Linked DNA regions of Mus musculus: region 1 is linked to region 2. A link is a loop called in an ENCODE intact Hi-C map of the cell type or tissue named here. Cell type or tissue: left cerebral cortex. All regions are shown on one strand.

Evidence for each region. Hi-C counts contacts between places; a loop is a spot of excess contacts. Peaks named below come from ENCODE experiments on the same cell type or tissue, not always from the same donor. Only the 100,000 strongest peaks of a DNase experiment are listed, where the experiment ranks them.
Region 1: a loop joins it to region 2, with 2.5 times the contacts of the local background. A loop is called at or near these places in 9 of 42 quality-filtered maps.

Annotation. Positions count from the first base shown.
Region 1 is chr7:99,875,049-99,877,548 of GRCm38, reverse strand. It overlaps Xrra1 (X-ray radiation resistance associated 1), which reads right to left. Exons shown (of 19, transcript NM_001164258.1): 5 at 2,323-2,394; 6 at 1,259-1,331. It overlaps Gm38405 (a long non-coding RNA gene), which reads left to right. Exons shown (of 6, transcript XR_003946657.1): 5 at 1,950-2,443. Among named protein-coding and RNA genes, the nearest start is that of Xrra1, 17 kb to the right of the region's middle. In left cerebral cortex, a CTCF peak has its summit at 986 (motif pointing right); DNase peaks (open chromatin) are centred at 995 and 1,403.
Region 2 is chr7:99,499,083-99,501,582 of GRCm38, reverse strand. It overlaps Gm39056 (a long non-coding RNA gene), which reads right to left and starts at 1,119. Exons shown (of 4, transcript XR_869821.1): 1 at 1,033-1,119; 2 at 283-344. In left cerebral cortex, a CTCF peak has its summit at 1,208 (motif pointing left); a DNase peak (open chromatin) is centred at 1,172.

The DNA.
Region 1 (2,500 bases), 380 kb before region 2:
TCTTTCATACTTGCCAATATTTGATGGACATAAAACTGTGTACTGGTGTTATAGGTGGCTGTGAGTGACCCCCATGTTTTTGTCCTTAATGAAGCTGGGCATTTATCAGGCCTTTTGGCCTGTTTATACCAAGGCATTCCTAGCAGAATACACTTTCTTCTAAGGCAAGGATCTTATTAGATGCTTTGATGGACGCTATCCTCCAACTCATTGAAACAAACTCATTGACACACCCCTTCTAGAACTGTCTCTGGGTATCCCCAGCCTCATCCCTGCCCCTGTGATTCCCATCTCTTCCCAGATCACTCTCTCAATCCCCTTCACTCCCCATCTCAAGCTTCATTCCCCTCCCATGGAAAACCCCTCCTCTCTGAGATTCCCTGGTTAAAAGCCTTCCACGCCTCTTCTGTCTAGAGGACTAAGCTCAACTCTCAAAGCCCTTGATAATCAAGCCCTTGCCAGTGCATCTAGCCTCAGTTTTTCTCCCCATGTATGCCTTGTATACAATCTTCCCAACAAGGCAGTATCATTCCACAGCTGCCCTTCAATCCAAAGCACCGATTCCTGAGTCAATTTCTTGTGTGTGTGTGTGTGTGTGTGTGCGCGCGCGCGCACGCGCACATGCAGGTGTCAGAGGACAGTTTTTCAGGAGATGGTTCCCTTCTTCTATCATGTGAGTCTCAGGGATCAAATTCAAGTCACCAAGCTTGGCAGCAGGTGCTTGCAGCCACTCGACCATCTTGCTGGCCCAGTGTATTTATCTTTTGATCCAGTCTCAGGCACTCTTTCCTAGGTTTCCTGACTCACTGGACTGGGTTAAAGTCCCTCTGGGATGCACACCTGGTGTCTCCTGATTTCCCTGTACCAGTACTTATATGTACCCTGCTTTTGATCTGAGTCTGAAACCATCTCTCCTACTAACCATAAGCTCTCCAAAGCAGCAACTGGGCGCCTTTCTCGATAAAGGCCACACAGTCCTGGCACCAGCAGGGGGCACTGTAGATCTGCTGAATTAAGGCTTTCTCTCTCACTGGAGTTTGCAAGGTGGCCTGCCAGGCTGCAGGAGAGGATTATCTGTGTTTGTGGAGAGGAGCTTCAGCTGACAGGGAAACCTTGGTGAGTGACACTTCAGCACCAGAGTCGAGATCTGTGCTCTCTCCAGAGCCATGAGAGTCCAACCTCAGATGGACAGACAGACAGACAGACAGACATATCCTTTGTGGGCCAGGAGGACAGTTTCTAAGAAGAGAAAGCTCACCTAGAGGTAGCAGGTTTTCAGAGGCATTGATATAAATCACAGACGTAAAATGTTTGAAGTCCTTTTCCTTTGCCTGTCAGAAAGCATGCCAGAGAAACACAGGATTAGTTCCCTGCCCGGGAGCCTGCAGAAAAACCAGAGCAGCTGCTAAGAGGACAGATGCCTAAAAGGGACTGAGAGACATTCTTAGTGCAAGAGCAGCCACGTGGGGAGGGCTATGGGGACTTCTCTGTTTTCTTCTACCCTGAAATACTTCAAACATATTGAAACACACGCTGAGTGATACTTTGAAGATGTAGCCACCGTGACCCAGTTTTAAAGACCTGAGTCTGAACTGTCTAAACTTGAAAGAAACTATTAGAAGACATATGGCCTCTATTACCACACCCTCCACAGGTCTCCTCAAACCCTACGCCTTATCCCTGCTCTTAGTTTTTGTGTATATAACATATACACCAATGTTTATGCCCACCAATTATACATAGGGTTATTTACATGCTTTAAGACTTTATATTCATACTATGGTACGAATGTGTCTTTATGCTTGAGAGTATGGCTTTGAGATTTGCATGAGATGTGTATAGCTCTTTGGAGATTAAACTGTGTTGATACACATAGGTCTAATTTGTCCATTTGAATTCCTTGCTTGAGTAAATGACAAGTTATCCTCTTCTGCTGTGTACACATTTAGACTGGCTCAAAACTTCCATCGTTGTAAACAAGGTGCTACACACCTTCGGGCACATCCTTCCTCCGCGTAAGAGTTTCTGTATCCCTACCGTACGGTGAGCTCATGTGATGGGAACTCCACACAAGGAGTTAGTCTCAACCCGTGCCCTCGTCTCAAGAACAGATTCTTCAGGTGAATTTTTCTCATTCACAGAATACCAAATTCATAGCAAGGTTTGTGTATGAATAGTTTCCGCCTGTGTCTGCCCATCTCTTCTCCCTCTTTCTATAAGACTAACTTCTAGTTCCCAGGAACTGTGGAGGTGCCATACACAAAGCAAATCGTCCAGGTCCCCTGACATCTGGCTCAGTCACGTCTTTGATGCTGGCCTCACCTTGGAGAACTTCATGCCGCTCACGTTGATAGTGCAAAGATCTGATGGCTTCCTGGCAGAGTGGTGCTTCAGCTGGAACACAGGACACAAGAGTTGGTCCCCGCGGTCCCAACAGAATGGAGTAAGTGGAGTTATTTCTGTTGAGTGTTTTCTCCCTGGGCACTCTCATGGACTTGCT
Region 2 (2,500 bases):
TTCCCCTATATTTTCTAAGAACCTGTTTTTAAATACATCTATATTTGCAAGTGCTTAAGTATACAAGCAATAAATGCCTGTGTTTGTGTAGTGTAACTAATAAGTGAGGTTTTAAAAGTTAAAGAGCATGGAAATGAGAGACCAAAGCCAATATTCTAGCACTCCCATTTCTGTTGAATATAGTCTGGCCCATCACTCAGACTCCCAGAGATCCACCCACCTGTGCCTCCCAAGTACTGTGATAAGAAGGCTTGTACCACTATGCCCAGTTGTTATATTTACCTCAGTATCTTCTGGGGAGACTCTTGGAATCCTCACAAGACCCCTCTCCACAGCAAAAACACCTAATAGATTAGATTAAATTAACTACCCATACACACAAAAAATCCTATAAATACAAAATACACGTTGGATTTCAGTATTAATACTAAAAAATGTTAATAACAATGCAAGATGACTAAAACTTTATATTAATAACAGTTTAGAAATATGGGATTAAACTAAAATATTAAAATTCTTTTCTTTTTCTTACTTTTGTTGAAAGGGACTTTTTAAAGGAGAATAGAAATAAGAAAGACCTGACTGCTCTTAGGTATAGTCGAGGAGAATGTTTACTGTAGATAAAGGGAGAACTAGCAGAGGCAGAGGCAAGGACATCTGGGAGAGTCCAGAGTGAGCAAGACCCTGAGGAGAGGGGAGGAGCCGCTGACTGAGAGGGTCAGCCTCGTCCAAGAGATTGGTCAAGAGACTGGCATAGCTAAAATATCTGAGTTATGGGGTCCAGAGGAGCTGGGGCAGGAGAAGTTCTGTTAGGGGCGGGGTGTGCTAGCCAAGAGGGCCTTGTAACAGGTAGAGATCGAGGGGAGCTGGGAGAACCTGGCAGCCAGCTTTGATATGTTGATGAACACCACAATTAGCCATTTATTCAGGGTTTGAGACCTAATAAAAAGAGTACTAGAAAACTTGAAAATAAACCAACATTTTATTTAGGAAAAAAAAAAAAGGAAAAAGCAGGAAAGCTAAATTACATACGTTGCTCACATTGTGTTCCTATTGGATAGTTCTTGCTCACTTCCCACCTCCGGGCTCCAGGCCTTCCTTCCTCTGCATTCACAGCTGTGGCTCCAAAGAGACAGCCTCAGCCAGGCTTTTAAGCCTGTTTTCTCCTGCTTTCAGGACAGCGCTGAGGCTTCTGCCCTGTGTTCTGCTGCCCCCAAGCGGCTGCTCTTCTACGCAACCCTCCAATGACAGCTACCCTTAGTAGTGGGGTTGTATCTAATTCTTGAAACACTTTTGAGGTCCCAAACCAAGGATCCTAACTCTTTCCAATCCTTTGATTTTGCTGGATTCGGAGTGTGGAGATGAGACGGTCTTTCCCGCCTGCCATCTCAGCACGTCCGAGGTGGAAGTAAGAAACTGAGGCGTTCAAAGACATCCTCTGCTACACCAAGAGTTTGAAGCCAAAACAGAACAAAAATCCAGTCTACAAAAGGAACCTCGGTTATTTCTTGGTCCCTATTGACTGTCCTTTTGCTTATTGCTAGCATGATTAAAATGCATACACTTTTTTTTGGTCTCTCACTACAGATGGTTGTGAGCTACCAGCTAGGATTTGAACTCATGACAGAACAGTCAGTGCTCTTAACCGCTGAGCCATCTCACCAGCCCTGCATGCACCTTTTAATTGTGGCTACTTGTTGGTGGAAAGTTATTGTTTACATCTGAGAAAGATGCAACTCACCCCTTGATGTTAAAAAATGCCTGAATTTATGGAGCTAGAACTTGTGTCCTAGAAGGTAATTTTCTGTTATTGGCAATGTTATGTTATTACTGTGTTATGTTCATAGCATGGCAACAGGCTTGATCTCACCACGAAGTCATAATGGAGGTTGTATATGAGAATTATATAGTGTGCCTCATTCTTTTTGCCAGATCAAGCCTTCATCCTCACAGGTTAGTGCTCTACCACTGAGTTACATCCACGGCTCTTAGCATTATAGAATGTCTACCACACATTTAGCACAGGGCCCAGTACATTGCAAACTCCTGGTAACTGTAGCCACTAATGTGTGAAACTGTTACTTGAGTAGGCATGATTTGAGGGTGTTCTTTGTTGCATGCTAGGACTCTATGTCAGAAGCATCATGTCAGTCAACAAAGGGAGTGGAAATGAACTACATTTCAATCTGACAGTAGACTGGGAAAATGCCCAGCTGCTTGGGATCTTTCTGGAATTTTGCCAGTCCTGGGTGAACTCAGCCAACCAGGGCAATGGGAGCAGATGGGAGAGGTCATGGATCAACTCTACAGGGACCTCTGAGTTTCCAAGAATACATGAAGATATCCCAGGGCTGCGTGGAACTATAGATGAGCTGACATAAAATGGGCAGCTCTTTAAGGAAAATGGATCTGTATATTTTAAGTAGATTATGGTCAGTATCAAATTCCAATAGCATTCCTATTTCTGTGAATACAGGGTATTTAAAAGAGTGTCTAACTG